3 separate regions of the Homo sapiens genome follow, and regions 1 and 2 are each linked to region 3. The links are chromatin contacts, found by Hi-C or POLR2A ChIA-PET in ENCODE. All regions are on one chromosome and are shown on one strand. Each heading gives the region's core, a stretch centred on a gene start or an enhancer-like site at or near the end of the contact. The rest is flanking DNA. Distances are from core to core; before and after follow the strand shown.

Region 1 (2,700 bases), core at 63-2,562, 670 kb after region 3:
GAGACAGGGTCTCACTTTGTCACCCAGGCTAGAGTGCAGTGGTGCAAACACAGCTTACTGCACTTGACCTCCTGGGCCCAAGTGATCCTCCTGCCTCAGCCCCACAAATAGCTGGGACTATAGGCACACACCACCATGTCTGGCCCATTTTTGTATTTTTTGTGGAGACAGGGTTTTGCCATGCTGCTCAGGCTGGTCTCGAACTCCTGAGCTCAAGTGATCTGCCTGCCCAGGCCTCCCAAATTTCTGGGATTACAGGCGTGAGCCACTGTGCCTGGCTGTATATTTTTCAGTGGCTAAACAAGCTCGAATGGAGAATGATATTTTGTGACATAAAAATTAGATGAAATTTACTTTAAAGTGTCCATAAGTCAACTTTTATTGGAACACAGCCATGCCCATTCATTTATTTGTTGTCTATGCTGCTTTCACACTATAGTGGTGAAGGTGAGTGGTTGCAACAAAGACCTTATGGCCACAAAGTCTAAAATAATTACCTATTTGACCGTTGACAGAAAAAAAATTGCTAGTCCCCGTTCTAGAGGGAACTTTAGAACTTTCTGTGATTGTGGGAATATGCTGTATCTGGGCTGTCCAATATGGTAGTCACTAGCTACAGCTGGCACTTGAAATGAGGCTAGTACCCCTAAGGAAAAGACTTTTAAGCTTTATTTGATTATAATTAATTTAGATTTGAAGAGCTCCCTGTGGCTAGTGGCTACTGTACTGACAGCCCTAGGAGATGAGATGATAATTATGAAGATGCTGATAAAAATGTGATAATTTACCATGTGCCAAGTGCCGTGCTAAGAGAACAAGGATGATGCTCTTATGATTCTCATTTTACAGATGAAAAAAAACTGAAGCTTAGATGGATCAAGTATGTTGCCCAAGGTTACACAGCCAGAGAGGGGCAAGCTAGAACCCAGGGAGGTTGACTCCTGAGCTGTTGCTCTAACCATTAGGCTATGCTGCCTCACGAAAGACAAGACACATAGACATTGAATTGTAACATGTGAGAGAATATAATGAGTGCTATGAAAGAAGCAACAACAAGGCAGAGAAATAATTAAGGGGAAAAACTTCTGACCAGGGAGGGAAAAGACACCTTCTTCATGGGTGCCAAACTACTTAAGATGGGCTCTAAAATTTGGGCAGGATTTTGATTGACACTTACATGCTTGTAAGCTAGATGGATGCAACCACCTAAACACAGGTGTGATGGGGGAAGTAAAGGGGGGGTTAAGGGATTGGAAAGCAGTCCACTTTGAAAATTCATGCCACACCTTTGCTAGCAAAGGGCCACAAGTTTTCTTGGCAGCTGGTGCACTTCCTCTTTTCTCTCCGTAACGACCATGTAAATGACCTTGCCTTCGTTTTCACTTTGACTGGAAGTTTAGCTTCAAACTTGAGCTTAACTTGAGCAAGAGCAAGGAACCACACAGCTTGAATATTTGAGTTTCTTCTCCTTTCCTCCCCAAAAGCTCAATTTCTGCTCTGATGAGTGTTTTCTCTGGTCTTAATATTTGTTTTTATCCATATTTTAACATCATTTCATTACGTATTTATTTCTTGCAATGCCCCTGGGTCGTTTTGTGAATACGTGTGGGTATAAATGACAGAATAGGTTCTGGTTGTGGGAGGATGTGAACCCAGGGAGATAAATTGGAAAAGATAAGTTGGTGTCAGGCACTGGGTACAGTCAGGGTCAAGGAAGCTGGTGGGTGCTCCTGCCTTTGAGAAATAGCCTGAGCCAGTTAGGTGCCATCCCCATGCCCTTATCTCCTGCAGCCTTGGCTGCAATCCTGGCAGCTCCCCACTCAGTTCTTGGAAACCTGGCAATTGGCCCTAGTTCCATCCCACGCCACTGCCCGCTTGCTTCCTGTGCTGGCTCTGATGTCTGTTGACATCTTCTTCGAGTGTTAACTCCCAAACATCCTCAGTTTCAGTCTTGTTATTGGCATCAGGGGACACACTGGCATCCTACAATCTCTCTAAAGTACAGGCCAATCAGATCCCTCTCCTCTTTAAAGGTCTTCTGTAGCTCTCAGGTGGAAGTCCAAGTTCAGTAGCTTTGCTTAGGGTCCTCGTTCACACCCCAGCTCTGCCTCTTCCTCACTACATGACTTGGGCAAGTTGTGTAACTTCTGTATGCCGGAGTTTCCTTATCTGTAAAATAGGAACAACAATAGTACGTACCTCAAAAGGTGCTGTGAGGGTAGGGTGTGGGAATCTATGTGAAACCTCACAACGGTTCCAGGCACAGAAGATCTCTCCATGTGTTATTGTCACTGTCATGAGCTCTTCAGACTCACCTCTTGCCAATGCCCTTCACACAGTTTCTGGCTTCACATCCAGTGGAATTACTTGTAGTTTCCTAAATGTCCTCCAGCCTGAATTTGCTCATCTTTGGGTGTTCTGCACATTTCCTCTGCTGGAAAGTGTTCCTTCTCCCTCTTAACCTATTCTTCCTCATTCTTCTTATATCAGAGAGCAGGGATGTCATGGAAGTAGAAGGGAGGAAAAGAGAGAGAGAGAGAGAGAGAGAGAGAGAGAGAGAGAGGAGGGATATAAGTAAGCAAGACAAACTCAGCAACAAGGGATGAGAAAATATTCAGAAATTGGGTGCTGATTTGCATTCCAGAATCCAAATCTAGGAGCAGGCAGGGCTGGGACAGCAAGCCAGGCTTCCGACCAGAT
Region 2 (2,700 bases), core at 16-2,515, 520 kb after region 3:
ACTCATAGCCAGGAAGAGTTAGGTCCCAGGGCTGTCCCAGACTCAGCCCCTATGCTGCAGAAGTGGGGCTGGCTTCTTCTGGAGCTGAATTTGACCTCACTGGCCCCTCCGTCTTCATGCCTTTAAACTCCCAGTAAGCAACTGTTTGCAGCTTGACTGTTTAGCTGCATTCCTCACCCCCTCACCACTCACGACACCTTTTGCACATCCTGGGCAGGATATTTAAGCATATCCAGCTGTTGCAATTATGAACTAAAGTACACTTTTAGGAAAAATTAAAGACCCACCAAAGGAATATCAGATCCTTTTACAACACTCACACTTTGCTTCTAATCTTGGTCCATGTTTATGTGTTGCCTAGCTGTGCGAATACCACTGGGCTCCACTTTTCCCCCTTTCACATTATTCTATGTTTCCATGTCATATAATTTTACATAGTATAATTTTTATGATTAAACAATACTTTTCATAATTTTAATATAATGTCATGTTCTCATGTAATGTTTAATCCAAATATTTCACATAATGCTTAATACATTTCTCTCAATCTTTTTTATTTATTTGGGACAAAGTCTTACTCTGTCACCCAGGCTGGAGTACAGTGGCTCAATCTCTGCCCACTGCAACCCCCACCTCCCGGGTTCAAGTGATTCTCCTGCCTCAGCCTCCCGAGTAGTTGGGATTACAGGCGTGCACCACCACACCCAGCTAATTTTTGTATTTTTAGTAGAGATAAGGTTTTGCCACGTTGCCCAGGCTAGTCTCAAACTCCTGGCCTCATGTGATCCGCCTGCCTCGGCCTCCCAAAGTGCTGGGATTACAGACATGAGCCACTCAATTGAGAGAAATTGAGAGCCCATTTCTCTCAATTTTTTATTAATCTTTTTTTTCAATCCCATAGAGCAGTTGCAGGGAGGGAATAATGGACTCCTAGAGGCCCTTCATCCAGTTTCACCGATTCTTAATTTTTGCTACATGCAGTTGTCTTGAAAAAATAGATCGATAGTTCCTTATTGAGGCCACATCAAATAATGTACTTAGACATACTCCTGTGGTTGCCCGTTAATCTCTCGTTTGAGCGGTTTAATGCTGCCAGCGTCTCAATCTTTGTACCACATTCTTTTCTTTGCCCCCTCACCATGGGGGTGGCGTCCCTGGGGTCTACTCCTCAGAGCGGAAGAGCAGATCAGAGAGTTCTGACACTGTCAGAGCTCTTGCCACACATTGCCCGATTATTCCCCCAGACTGAGCGCATTTGCAGACCGAGGAGCAGCAGGGTGTCTGAGTTTCCTCATTTGCTGCCCCGTAGGTGTCTCGGTGCTTGAACTGCGGGCTGCTGATGTTGGCCAGAGAGGAAGATGATGAAACCAGGCAGGAAGCGGGCATTTCTGAGACGATGTGGGGCGGTGCACCTGCACCCTGGGCCTCCTGGTGCCTTTGCAGGGCCCCAGCGCGGGAGGGCAAAGTGAAGGAGCCCATGTGGGGTTGCTGTGTCTGTGGAGCCCTCTTTGAGGGGCAGAGGCTCAGGCTTCTCCGGGCTCCTGGTGATGGGCTGTCTTCCCCTTTCACTGTGGTTTCCCGTGTGAGTCTGGGGTCATCCTTTATGTGTCCCTGTGGACACCGTCTCGGCCCCAGAGAGCAAAGCCTGGCTTGTACACCACATTGCAGCTTCTTTTGGCTTGTCCACAGTGCGAGGCGAAGCTAATGGAGAGCTGAGTGTGTGATCAGCTCCTCAGGGGGCTGTGGTACCCCTATGGGGATTCCTCTGAAAATCTCTCTTATGTTTTTCTACAGGCAAATGGCATCTTGGACACCACGGCTCTTATCACCCCAACTTCCGTGGTAAGAATTCTTTTGGGGATTTGTTACCTGGGAAACAGAAAATAAAGGTCTCTGTGTAAGACTCCATGAACAGCTAAGCCATCCTGTCTCTGGGGGCAACCCTAAGTTAGGACATCTTTGTTCACGAGGTCATTTGAGTGCATTTGGGGTGCCAGGGCTCTCCGGGACCTTACATCCCACTTGCTGGCATCTTCCTTGACTGTCCTTCCTTGGTGCCTGTTTGCCCTTCCAACTGCCCCATCACAGGCCCATCAGCTTTTTTGCCATCTCTCGGTTCTTTACACCTCAGGGAACATTCTGCCCCATGAGGTCCAGACATGGCTAATCTGGGAAGAAGTAAAAATTGACTGATGGGTTCACCGAAGCAGGAAACCTGGCCATAGACCCAAACAGGAGATGCTGCCTCTTGGCCTCTTCCTGCAGCCTTTGCTTCCTCACCCTCTGGCCTTGGGGAAGTAGGCCAAGATCAAGCTACCAAAGCTGGTTCTCTGAAAATCACTTTGCTGAAGGGCGGATTCTCCAAACGTCCAATTCACTGAATTACTGATGGTTTTTCAAAGTTGCAGTTCGTGCCACTGACCTTTTCCATTTCCTATAGGAAGCCGTGGACTTTCTCTTAAAGGCATTTACCATGATCTCAGCTTTGGTGGCTTCTCCTGTCCCTGGCCCCTTCCTCTTCTGCCATTTTATAAGCAAATGTGATTCTCTGACTATTTTGCAGACTTCTCCCCTCCCCTGCCCCAGTATCTCTCCCTATCTCTATGGAAAACGGCTGAATTGTTCTGTCCTAGACCTGGCGGAAGGTTTGCATTGGAAGATTTTTGCATTTGGAGAATGACTTTCAGAGGGTTGGCCTGG
Region 3 (2,730 bases), core at 87-2,586:
CACCCAAGCTGGAGTGCAGTGGTGCAATCACGGCTCACTGCAACATCCACCTCCCAGGCTCAAGCAATCCTCCCACCTCAGCCTCTCGCTAGCTGGGACCACAGGTGCACACCACCATGCCCGGCTAATTTTTCAAATTTTTTCTAAAGACGAGGTCCTGCTATGTTGCCCAGGCTGGTCTTGAACTCTTGACCTCAAGCTATCATCCGGCCTTGGCCTCTCAAAGGACTGGGATTGCAGGTGTGAGCTACCACGCCCGGCCAACTATTTTTCTTTAAATTACTTTTCGGTTGTCACTTCTCTCAATAAATATTCATATGTTTATAACACCTTTCTCTTATCTAAAGAGCTGACCTCAACCACTCAGGGTTGAGTCGCTGTGATAAGGTTTGAGGGTGCCTGAAATGTCATCATGATTCGTCCTTTGGGCTAAGCTGAAACCTAGTGACTTGTCAGGTCAATAAATTAAGGTTATTTCCCGATAATACAAACATTTAACACCGTGAAGTAGGTTTTAGGCAGGATTCCCTCTTTTCCACTGCAAAGGAGAGGTAAGTTCTTGCTGAGGTGATCGAAGTCCTAGCTGGGGCACTGGGAAGGTGGCGGGACATTGGAACGTGCAGTAGTTGCGTTCTGGAGTTTACTGAGGCTTTCCCAGTGCGGATTCCACGCTACAGGTCTTAGGGCGCCCCTCCCTCCGGGCGTGGCAGCCCGGGGCGTGGCTCCTGGCACAGATCCGGAGCAGTTGTCATTGGAGTCATTTTCTGGACTCCAGCTCCATGCTTCAGAGTTTCCTAAGTTCAGGGGGCTTGTCTCTCTGTCCCCTCGACTAATTTCCCTCTGTCGCTGGCGCTGCCCGGTGCCCTCGGTCGCTTGGGCCGCCCCTCTCCGCGACTTTTTTTTTTCTTTCTCTCGCTGGCTCTTTCAGCATCAGTTTCCATAGGGGGAGGGAAGGGAATGATATTTGGGGGCTCCCTTGCCTTCCTCTCCGAGCCGCGAAAGGGGAGACGCGGGGAGGAGGTCCGGCCGGCTTTGGGCTCCAGCCAGCGGTCCGCGGAGACTTTGGTCTCCGAAGGCCTTTGACGCCGGGCATTTCGCGAGCTGCGCGCCCCTCTCAGCCGCGCCACCTGCGCCCGGAGTTTTGCCGCGCCACCCGCGCCCGGAGTCCAGCCGCACCGCGCTGTGCCGAGCCCAGGCGCCCAGGGCTCCCCGCCCCCGACTCGACGCTCCCGCGCTCCCCCTAGCGGCCGCCGCGCCGCTTCGCTCCGTCCCAGGCTCGTCGGCGGCGCAGCTCACGTGACCGCGCTCTGGGCCTGCGGCCGCTGTCGGTTCCCCCAGTCACCGAGCGAGAGGGAAGAAACAAGATGGCGGCTGAAGGCGATCCGGAGTGGGGCCCCAGCAATTCGGATTGAGCCTTCTCCCTCCACCCGCTTCCGTCGGCCGGGCCCCTCCCGCCCGGCCCCGCGGGCCTCCCCACCCGGCCCCGGCGCTCCCCACCGCCCCCCCTGCGCCCGCCCCTCCCCCTTCGCTTTCCTTCTCCCCCCGCCTCGGCTCCGACATGAGGGGCCGGCGGGGCAGGCCGCCCAAGCAGCCCGCGGCTCCCGCTGCGGAGCGCTGCGCCCCGGCCCCGCCGCCACCGCCGCCGCCGCCCACGTCCGGACCCATCGGGGGGCTCCGCTCGCGGCACCGCGGCAGCAGCCGGGGCAGGTGGGCCGCCGCCCAGGCTGAGGTGGCGCCCAAGACGCGGCTGAGCTCGCCCAGGGGGGGCAGCAGTAGCCGGAGGAAGCCGCCGCCGCCGCCGCCGGCCCCCCCCAGCACCAGCGCCCCGGGCCGGGGGGGGCGAGGAGGCGGGGGCGGCAGGACGGGGGGCGGGGGCGGCGGCGGCCACCTGGCCCGGACCACCGCGGCCCGGAGGGCCGTCAACAAAGTGGTGTACGATGACCACGAGAGCGAGGAGGAGGAGGAAGAGGAGGACATGGTCTCCGAGGAGGAGGAGGAGGAGGACGGCGACGCCGAGGAGACCCAGGATTCTGAGGACGACGAGGAGGATGAGATGGAAGAGGACGACGATGACTCCGATTATCCGGAGGAGATGGAAGACGACGACGACGACGCCAGTTACTGCACGGAAAGCAGCTTCAGGAGCCATAGTACCTACAGCAGCACTCCAGGTACCCACCCAGCCCAGTTGCTGCAGACTCCTTCCCCACCTCCTCTGCCCTCCCCCCTTGCTCACTCGTGTGCTGTGCATCCTGCTCCGATCTCCCCCCAACCCCGCCTCCCCCCCAAACAGAGGGGAAATGCGACGGCACATCAAGTGGCAAAAAACTAGATTTACAAGAGGAAAGAGGCGCATTGTTCAAAATGGAGATTGCATTGTTGCAGTTTGCAGGCCACACTCGCTCGCTCTCTCTCCCCCCCCCAACCCCCTTTTTTTCCTCTTCAAAATTTGTGCCAGTGCAGTGTCTCCACCGGGCAGGATTGAAACTTTGGCAAACACATATCCATTGCATTCATTTTTCTCCCCTTGTTTTGGTGTGGTTTTCTGGAATGAAAGAAGCCTCTTGTTTTGCAAACCTCTTTGCATTTCTAATGTGGTTTCTTTCGGATTTTTATTATATATCTGTTACTTAAAAGGGAATTAAGGATTTGGACAGATTGTGGTACACAAACACGCACAAAAAAATGCGTTTTCACACCCCTAGCTGTGGTTTTAAAATTGTGTTAAGG

The links. Hi-C counts contacts between places; a loop is a spot of excess contacts on that map. ChIA-PET counts read pairs that join two places held with the same protein, here RNA polymerase II (POLR2A). Pooled maps may share reads with other maps.
Region 1: a loop to region 3 is called in a pooled map, with 3 times the contacts of the local background. The contact joins the enhancer-like site here to the promoter of BPTF in region 3. A Hi-C loop is called at or near these places in 3 of 37 single-sample maps with no recorded cell type and 3 of 50 pooled maps. POLR2A ChIA-PET finds 5 or more read pairs at or near these places in 6 of 52 experiments (A673, B cell, BJ and 3 more).
Region 2: a loop to region 3 is called in a pooled map, with 5 times the contacts of the local background. The contact joins the enhancer-like site here to the promoter of BPTF in region 3. A Hi-C loop is called at or near these places in 5 of 50 pooled maps. POLR2A ChIA-PET finds 5 or more read pairs at or near these places in 2 of 52 experiments (BJ and K562).

The regions. Positions count from the first base shown.
Region 1 is chr17:68,496,844-68,499,543 of GRCh38, forward strand. It overlaps a transcript of PRKAR1A not described here. Among named protein-coding and RNA genes, the nearest start is that of PRKAR1A, 14 kb to the right of the region's middle. RefSeq lists a silencer at 1,704-1,887. Within about 2 kb of position 1,313, at least 17 of the 41 ENCODE cell types and tissues checked have a DNase peak (open chromatin) inside an H3K27ac peak, as active enhancers do; they include B cell, GM12878 and OCI-LY7, where a contact is called at or near this core.
Region 2 is chr17:68,345,331-68,348,030 of GRCh38, forward strand. It overlaps ARSG (arylsulfatase G), which reads left to right. Exons shown (of 12, transcript NM_001267727.2): 4 at 1,795-1,842. Among named protein-coding and RNA genes, the nearest start is that of ARSG, 55 kb to the left of the region's middle. RefSeq lists enhancers at 1-12, 1,284-1,393, 1,414-1,553. Within about 2 kb of position 1,266, at least 13 of the 41 ENCODE cell types and tissues checked have a DNase peak (open chromatin) inside an H3K27ac peak, as active enhancers do.
Region 3 is chr17:67,824,167-67,826,896 of GRCh38, forward strand. It overlaps BPTF (bromodomain PHD finger transcription factor), which reads left to right and starts at 1,337. Exons shown (of 28, transcript NM_182641.4): 1 at 1,337-2,171. The coding sequence starts at 1,559. RefSeq lists enhancers at 585-1,282, 1,283-1,978, 1,941-2,210 and silencers at 1,191-1,260, 1,461-1,510, 1,691-1,890.